3 separate regions of the Homo sapiens genome follow, and regions 2 and 3 are each linked to region 1. Evidence: chromatin contacts called from ENCODE Hi-C or POLR2A ChIA-PET data. All regions are on one chromosome and are shown on one strand. Each heading gives the region's core, a stretch centred on a gene start or an enhancer-like site at or near the end of the contact. The rest is flanking DNA. Distances are from core to core; before and after follow the strand shown. Region 1 holds the start of TPM1-AS (TPM1 antisense RNA). Region 2 overlaps RAB8B (RAB8B, member RAS oncogene family). Region 3 overlaps RAB8B (RAB8B, member RAS oncogene family).

The links. A loop is a pair of places that touch in the nucleus more often than their neighbours do. ChIA-PET counts read pairs that join two places held with the same protein, here RNA polymerase II (POLR2A). Pooled maps may share reads with other maps.
Region 2: a pooled map shows a loop between it and region 1 (3-fold over the local background). The contact joins the enhancer-like site here to the promoter of TPM1-AS in region 1. A Hi-C loop is called at or near these places in 4 of 50 pooled maps. POLR2A ChIA-PET finds 5 or more read pairs at or near these places in 4 of 52 experiments (CD4-positive, alpha-beta T cell, H1, MCF 10A and 1 more).
Region 3: a pooled map shows a loop between it and region 1 (4-fold over the local background). The contact joins the enhancer-like site here to the promoter of TPM1-AS in region 1. A Hi-C loop is called at or near these places in 1 of 37 single-sample maps with no recorded cell type and 5 of 50 pooled maps. POLR2A ChIA-PET finds 5 or more read pairs at or near these places in 1 of 52 experiments (H1).

Annotation. Positions count from the first base shown.
Region 1 is chr15:63,048,137-63,051,028 of GRCh38, forward strand. It overlaps TPM1-AS (TPM1 antisense RNA), which reads right to left and starts at 1,251. Exons shown (of 2, transcript NR_147233.2): 1 at 705-1,251; 2 at 1-559. The region is part of intron 2 of TPM1 (tropomyosin 1); the gene reads left to right. RefSeq lists a silencer at 58-717.
Region 2 is chr15:63,237,626-63,240,517 of GRCh38, forward strand. The region is part of intron 1 of RAB8B (RAB8B, member RAS oncogene family); the gene reads left to right. Among named protein-coding and RNA genes, the nearest start is that of APH1B, 39 kb to the right of the region's middle. Within about 2 kb of position 1,391, at least 4 of the 41 ENCODE cell types and tissues checked have a DNase peak (open chromatin) inside an H3K27ac peak, as active enhancers do.
Region 3 is chr15:63,211,254-63,214,145 of GRCh38, forward strand. All of the region lies in intron 1 of RAB8B (RAB8B, member RAS oncogene family), which reads left to right. Among named protein-coding and RNA genes, the nearest start is that of RAB8B, 23 kb to the left of the region's middle. Within about 2 kb of position 1,423, at least 13 of the 41 ENCODE cell types and tissues checked have a DNase peak (open chromatin) inside an H3K27ac peak, as active enhancers do.

The DNA.
Region 1 (2,892 bases), core at 1-2,500:
AGCAGGAGTCGCTATTGCCCTTAGCAGCCAGCTCCGTTACCCCGGGTCACCACCGCGCCGCGGAGGGGCCCTAGAAGTGGAAGCCAGAGCCCTAGTGCAGTGGCCTCCCGGAGCGCCCAGCTCACCAGGTACCCCCGCAGCGCGCCGGGAGCGCCTTTCTCCCCGCCGCCGCGAGCATGCGCAGTGCCCCCAGCCAGTCCCGGGATCCACGGCGCGCGCCCCTCCCAGCCGCGCGCGCCCGCCTGCGGTTTGTCTGCGCAGCCCTGGAGGCTGCGACTTCCGGACTGCTCCTGGCCGCAGGGGGCGCCGCCATCGCACAGAGAGGCCTGGGCGGGGCGGACCGGCGCTGGGCAGCCAGGACAGCCGCGGCAGCCGGGTCCGCAGGGCAGCAGCCGGCCTCTCCCACTGCAGCCCTCCCGCCCGCCTACCGTCCGGCGCGATGGCGGGGAGTAGCTCGCTGGAGGCGGTGCGCAGGAAGATCCGGAGCCTGCAGGAGCAGGCGGACGCCGCTGAGGAGCGCGCGGGCACCCTGCAGCGCGAGCTGGACCACGAGAGGAAGCTGAGGGAGACCGTAAGGGATACACCCATCACCCCGCAGCCCCCAGAGGCGCATCCTCCCGGGGCAGCCCCGCAGGGCCCTCCTGCTTCCCCCCCCGCAGGCCCCGGTCCCTCGTCCCCACGCCTCCAGGGCGCACCTGGCGCACCTGGGCCAGCTGGCGGCGGGCTCTGGGGAGGGGCCCGGCCTGTTCTCCTGAGCCTTTGTTTTCCATCTCGCTGATCCAAAGTAAACGCTCCCAGGGGAAACGGGTGGTGTTGAGAAGGTTCTGGAAGGAGCATTTTCCCAGGAAGGGTCTGTTTCTGGGGTGGTGGCTTTCAGTCGTGTCTGTGCGTCCCCGGGAGGTGCACTTTGCGCTGCTGGCTTGCTTTACTCTGAGAGTGGAGAGGGAGGAGGTCCTTCCTCTTGGAGATCCGTACTTTGAGAAGGGGCGCCGACAGGTCAAGTGGGAGAGGCACTGTGGACTTGGGGCCCGGGGATGCTACACTCCGCCGTTCCCGTCGACCCTGTGGTTTCCCGGCGGCCTGTGTCTCCGAGGCGGTAGACAGACATTGACAGCTTGACAGCGCCGCGTTCTGCTGGAAGAGCTAAACTATAGTGCAAAACCCTTAACCCGTCCCTTTTTTCAGCAGTCCTCCTCCCCTTTTCTCTCATACAGATAGATAATGCTTTGTTACCAAGTCTTGGAAAAAGTTGGCGAAATGTCAACAGTTATTGGGTGTATTCTCTTGCGGGCTTCCCCTCCCCCTTGTTAAATGTAATACCTGGCTTCCTTCCTTTCTTCTAAGGCAAATGTATCCAGCAAACACGAACAGGATTTCAGAGGTAGTCTAGTATTGGATATTTGTCGATTTTGTGTGTGTGTGTTTTTAATGAAGATACTGAAACAAACACCTTGGGAGTTTTATGACAATTGATAGTATGATGTCCTGCTGTGCTTAATATACGGGGTTGTTCTGAGTTGAGTAAATCGTTCTAGTTAAGTGTTTGTAAATGGCTGTATGGCTGGCCACAGAAACTTCAAGACCTGAAATGGTCCTCTTCAGAGGAAAGCTCAACTAGAGAAAGTTTCAGATAAAATACAAGCAGGAATAAGGAAATTAATAGGCAAAAGATAATTCTCAGTATTTGCTTTATAGGACGAGTCAGCAAAAGTCCTGTGGATATCCCTGAACTTGGCTGGGTGGTAAACTAATTCCGACTCCCTTACTCGCTAGTAGCTGTCCTTGAACCATTAGAACTATATAGAATATGATGGATAAAAACAAGAACTTTGGACCCAGACTGTCAGAACTTGAATCCTGTCTCCACTACTTACTAGCAGTGGGCAAGTTACTTAATCTCTGTGTTTCAGTTCCCTGTGTGTAAAGTGTGGATAGTAACAGCATCTACCTGTCGGTTAAAGGAGTTACTATGTAAAGACAGTACACTGATGCTTGGCGCAAAAGGGTAAGTGCTGTGTGCCCGCTGTCATTAAAACTGCACAGCCCTGGCAGCCCAGTGCTCCTTCACCTTCAGTTCCCCACCCAGCAAGAGGTCTTAAAGATGGCCTGCTCATTTCATGACATCATAAAACACTTCATTTACTGCTTTTAATCAACATTTGTTGGGGCGGGGGGCTTGAATGAAGAGGAAGTGGGCGGGCTGGTAGGCATGTTTGATGGGTTAAAGTGGTATCAGTGGTAGAAGTCTGAGGTCTCCTCACCCTGCTAAGAAAGAGTATGTGTGACCCTATGCAGGAGAGCCTTGTATTGGCTCCTGGCCTAGTGATTGATGTTAGACACAAAAGATAAATTTTATGAAGGGCACATTATTACTTTTATTCTTACCTTCTCTTTTGCACGTCGTTTTTATAACAGAACTCTTCCTGTGCCAGTTGGCTAAAGATAGTACTTTCGTTCTTTTCACGGCTTTATATCAAAAGTAGTTTAAGTAGTTTCAATTTTTTTAAGTAATCTTTGCAAACAATCTACCTGGGTGATTGATTGAACACAGAACCTTTTAAGACAGCAACTTGAAGACTGGATCAGACCATTGAAGAGAGACTTTCAGGCTGCAAGTTGTTCCTAACTTCTGAAATTGGAACTTAAATGTAGCTGACTTAGGTATTTAGATGTAGCTTGGGCTGTGAGTTAAGCTAGCAGTAACAGTTTCTTTTGGCAGCAAAGATAAAGGTTTAGTGACAAAACCATGAGCCACTGCAAAAAATATTTGACCAGAGAGTTGGCCTAAATTCAAATACTCAGACTGTAATTAATAGGCCCTATTAAACCAGCCCTTACCTTGGAAAAAGCAGCCATCCCTTACTTCCTCCTAGTCTGTGTTTCCAAGGTGTG
Region 2 (2,892 bases), core at 141-2,640, 190 kb after region 1:
ATTATTAATAGCTTGTCAGATGGGTAGTTTGCAAATATTTTTTCCCATTCTGTGTGTTGTCTCTTCACTTTGCTCATTGTTTCCTTTGCTGTACAGAAGCTTTTTAACTTGATGTGATCCTGTTTGTTCATTTTTGCATTGGTTGACTGTGCTTGCAGGGTATTACTGTAGAAATATTTGCCCAATCCAATGTCCTGGAGAGTTTCCCCAATGTTTTCTTTTAGTAGTTTCATAGTTTGAAGTCTTAGGTTTAAGTCTTTAATCCATTTTGATTTGATTTTTGTATATGGCAAGAGGTGGGGGTCTAGTTTCATTCTTCGGCATACAGATACCCAGTTTTCCCAGCACCATTTATTGAAGAGACTGTCCTTTCCCCCAATGTATGTACTTGGCACCTTTGTCAAAATGAGTTCACTGTAGATATATAGATTTATCTCTGGGTTCTCTGTTCTGTTCCACTGGTATATGTGTCTATTTTTATGCTAGTACCATGCCATTTTGGTTACCATAGCTCTGTAGTATAATTTAAACAAAGGGCTTTTTGACCTGAAGGATAATGTCCTTCAAAAACTATGTTTTTTGAGATTGTATAGTCCTTTTAAATTAAAAAAAAAAAAAAGTTGCTCCCTTACTGCCAGGATGACCTCTGGTTCTTGCTGCTGTTGGTGTGATAGCCCCCTCCTTCTTTCTAGTCTCCAGTCATCTGGGGCTAGGGGATAAGCCAAGTCTTTGGAGTTGTGGGCTGGAGGACTCTCCTAGCAGCTGTGGTCACAGTTCAGCACAGAGATGTTGTGGCAGCTACTTGGGCTGCTCATTGTCCCCTTTTTCTTTCTTATTTTCTAGTTCTTAGCTGAACACTACATGAAATTGCCTTCAGAGAAGTACTACAGTTTCTCATTAAATGTAATAACATTCATGACAGGATAGTAGTGCAGCTCTTTCATATAGATATGAGTATACAGTTTGTCCTTTCATATAGCTATGAATATAAAATTTTATTAATGAGATAGGTTTGAGTATTATATAGAGGATATATAATAGGTATATAATATAGAGGATATTATGATTTTTCTCAATAGCCTTTCTATTCTATTTTTAGCAGCCTATGGATTCTAGGAGTGACCCAGCTCCAGGGATAGGACTTGATTAATCTAAATTTAGAGAATGGATTTAGATTAATCCAATCTTGGTAATTCCCCGTGGCAGTGATTAGTTCAGGAATTCAGCCTTAGCCTGCCAGAACATGACATTCCCATGGTTATAAGTCCAGAAATGAGACATGAAGGAAAACTTGTTGGAGGCTTTGGGGAAATGCTTTCTCACTTTTGAGAGGAAGAGGAAAATAATCTCTTTTCTTCTGGTATTGCTGTTGTGGTCAGGAACTGCTATCAGTCAAGAGTGTGAAATTGATACTCCCTGGAGGGCAGAACCCAGGGAGGTGCAGAGAAATGAGCTGGAGCCCTAGATTGAGCCATCTCTGAACCCCATTCACCACTGGACTTGTTGTAGATGAGTCAACAAATTGCCTTAAGCTAGTTTGATTTGGGGTTTCTGCTATTTGCAGCTGAAAGCATCCTGATTATATTATCATTTTACAGCTAATTATTCTTTTAATCCCTGGAGTAGCATCAGGAAATTATCTTTGCTTTAAATTTTAACATGAATGTTAATCCACTACTGATATTATTGTCAAGCTAATTGTAATGTGTCTTCATTTTCTTATTGGAATAAGATTTCTCAGCATCCTGACTATTGTAACTATAATATATTAAGAAATTTCCGAAGTTTTTTTTTTTTTTTTTTTTGAGACAGAGTCTCACTCTGTTGCCCAGGCTGGAATGCAGTGGTGCAATCTCGGCTCACTGCAACCTCTACCTCCTGGGTTCAAGTGATTCATTTTCCTGCCTTAGCCTCCCCGCTAGCTGGGATTACAGGCACCCACCACCACACCCAGCTAATTTTTTTAGTAGAGTAGGGGTTTTGCCATGTTGGCCAGGCTGGCCAACTCCTGACCTCAGGTGATCTGCCTGCCTTGGCCTCCCAAAGTGCTGGGATTACAGGCGTGAGCCACCGCACCTGGCCAAATTTCCAAAGTTTTTAAAGCCATCTTTACCCTTAGTAGTATATAATATTTACTTAAATATGTAAGAGTACCTACCCTTTAATTTAGTTACTGTACACATGTTTCTGTGCACAACTTAACTGGCAAAGAGAGGATGGAGTCTTCGCATGATCTGAGAGCAATTGCAGGGCACTATGTTAATAAAACCCAATAACACAGGATTAAATCACTGTGCAAAAACCAGGCTTTGAGGCAGAGCTGAGGAGAGAAGAGAGGGAACTACATGGGTGGAATGGCATCCTCAGAGAAGGCTGCAAAGTGAGGTGGTCATGCAGGAGTGCAGGAAAGGAGGTATGGGGCCCACTGAGAGAAGCAAAAGGCCTCATTTGGAGAAACTCTGAGGTTTGCAGTGTCAGGAGAATGGTGCATCTGGTGGGAAAGGCTGTATCACCAGGCTGAAGAAGTTGGCTCCACGGCTTCTTAAATAGTGCAGTGACATTACCACAGGGATTGTTGCAAGTTAGTCTAGAAGTGACATGTAGGGGAATTAGACCAGGGAGAGATGTTGGCACAGTATCCTGGAAAGCTATTACAAATAATCCATGCATGAAGTGACAAGAGCTGTAGGGTTATAGACTGAATGTGTAATCTCTTAGGTTTATATGGAATTTCAGAGTTCCCAGAGCACGTTCACACACATCGTCTAATTTATCTAATTAGATCCTGTCAACCTTTTTTTATGGATGAGGATATATAGGTTCAGAGCAGTCAAGCAGCCTGTTCACAAGTTTTTAGTGACAGTTCAGTCATTAAACTGAACTAACCTACAG
Region 3 (2,892 bases), core at 173-2,672, 160 kb after region 1:
GGAAGTATAGAAATTACTGAGAATACTGGGAAATGCTTCACAGATGTTCCTGAAACTACAGCCAGATTGAGTGAATTCTTGTCCCTTTCTGAGTTGGGAGGTTGGGAGATTATTGTCTCACGTACTGTGATATTATAACTGTGTTCTACCCCAGACTATATGTGTTCACCATCTCTCTCATTGAGATTCTGGTTTAACCCTATTATATCCTTAACTTTGATGGCCATTAGAATAGGAAAGAATGTTTACGCAAGACTTTAGAGAGAGCCATAGTTTGATATTTCCTTTATAAAGCTTCCTGATACTGTGTTTAGTATTTACTTTCTTTAAATGTATCTTCTTAAAAGTACAGGTAGTGTGGTAGAGTTCAAAATTAACTTCCAGTTAAATCCAGTCATAGTTTTGGTGGATTTTTTTTGCCAAGCACCGCATTTTTCTTAGTATTGTCATATATTGACTGACACTAGTCAATTGCAACTAGTGACTGGTCATGATAGATATTGATAGACATCTCATAACTGTCATGGCTGAAGGGGAGTTGCCCCTAGTTGATCATTCAACAACATGAAGAGCCCTGTGTTTTTTTCTTTTTTTTAGAGACAGGATTTCACTCTGTCATTTAGGCTGGAGTGCAGTGGCGCAATCATGGCTCACTGCAGCCTCAACTTCCCAGGCTCAGGTGATTCTCCCACCTCAGCTTCCCAAGTAGCTGGGACTACAGGTGTGTCCCACCATGCCCAGCTCATTTTATTTAATTTTTTAAGAGAGGGAGTCTCTCTATGTTGCCTGGGCTGGTCTTGAACTCCTGGGCTCAAGCAGTCCTCCTGCCTCAGCATCCCAAAGCGCTGGGATTACAGTCATGAGCCACAGTGCCTGGCCTAAAAGCCCCATCTTCCTACACAGTGCGTTGTAGTCTTTCCTCCTGAATTGATGTAGAGGCATCCTTGATGTATAACAAGCAGAGCATGCTGAACTAGTTCGCAGCAAAAAACAAACAACGAAAACTTGATATCCAGGTTGTTCTTGGATAGGTCACCATGTTTATCATTTTTAAACATCCGGGGTTGTGAGATAAAGTTGTTAAGGGAGGGATTGCACCAGCACATTTTTCTGTTTCAGTTCATGTTCATCTGACTCATATTTATTCTAGTCTAACCTCATTTTGCGTGAAAATTTTTGTACTAGAAAATGTCACTTTCAATTAGGGGAGGGGAAATTCTGATTGGGGATCAGAAGAGTCAAGATGTATTAGTGATAATTTGGCATCACTTTTGATTCAAGGTAAAAACACAGAATCCCTAAAAATGTAGTAAAGTAAAAAGTGATTCATATAACTAGATAGGGGAAAGGAAATGTCACTGCTGAGCTTTACTGTGGGAAGAGGGGGAGGTGAAGGAAATTATTACAAAATTTTTGTACGTGATGAGGAGACAGCCTCTGGACTTCCCCAAATATTTCCGTATTCCCTAAAACAGCTCTAGTGAATTGCTTCATGATTGGTGTATGAATAGAAAGACACTAGAACTCTTAAACTTGATCTTGAAAGGCCCGTCTTTGTATATAATCATCCACAGATGTCCGTATGTGATTATATATTCCCATAGTGAGGCAATGATAAATGTAAATGAGAACCATGATATAATTTTGCCTTGCTTGCATGCACATTTTCAGAATAGAATTAAAAGCACATGCCACTGTCAGTAGTTAACTATGAGGTTTGTCTTAGTTTTTTATAAGGCTTTGGCAGAGGCCTAAAGCATGTTTTAGTGTCTAAGTCTTCCCTCCCTCCCTCTCTTCCTCCCTTCTTTCCTCCCTTCCTTCCCTCTTTGGAATCAAAAAGGAACTCTCTAGGTTCTGACTATTCTCTTTTCAGAACTAGGGACAATTTCAGCTTGTACACAGATTAATTTTCATTTTTTGGCTTCTCTGCTGGTACCTGAAATTGTAACTAAGTTATTACTAGATAATTCCTTTCTGACTTCTTCCTTCAAATAAAATCTGATAAGGACAAATGTCTTCTAGGTACTATTTCAGGTGGATATGTTTGGAGGGGGACGTGGGGCAAAGCAGAGGATAGGCTAGGGGTGCTGTTATAATGTAACTTAGGTCAGTTGATTGGTGCTTAGTAAATCATGGTTTTCTGTATAGTGCCAAATGCTCAGAAAATCTGTACTGGATAAAGAATTTCTTGTTCAAGTCTATTTAGTTACTGTACTTATGCCTAAAACTGGAATGTGCTCCTCTTTTAAATTCAGTAGGCTGTGCATTTATGACTATAGATGATACCACTTTCATTTTTAAAATAATGATAAAAGCTTAAGTTGTAAATTTAAGTTGTAATATGGACACTTAAAAAAAAACCCAAAACAAAACAATCTTCCTTCTGGTTATGGGGAATTCCTACATGAGTTCTTTCCAACTGCTTTTGTTTATATGAGTGTTGAAACTTAAAATGAGTAAATTCTGTCTTCCAAATAATTTTCTACATTTTCCATTTATTTCCATCGCTTATATCTGCTCTCAAGAACAAAACAAAAGTGGTTTCCAGGCCAGGCGCGGTGGCTCACGCCTGTAATCCCAGCACTTTGGGAGGCAGAGGCGGGCAGATCACGAGGTCAGGAGTTCGAGACCAGCCTGGGCAACATGGTGAAACCCCTACTCTAATAAAAATACAAAAATTAGCTGGGCGTTGTGGCATGTGTCTGTAATCCCAGCTACTCGGGAGGCTGAGGCAGGAGAATTGCTTGAACCTGGGAGGTGGAGGTTGTGGTGAGCCAAGATTGTGCCACTGCACTCCAGCCTGGGTGACAGAGCGAGACTCTGTCTCAGGGGAAAAAAAAAAGTGGTTTCGTTTGCTATACCAACGTGTAAAATGTAGAAATTTCCAGTGTT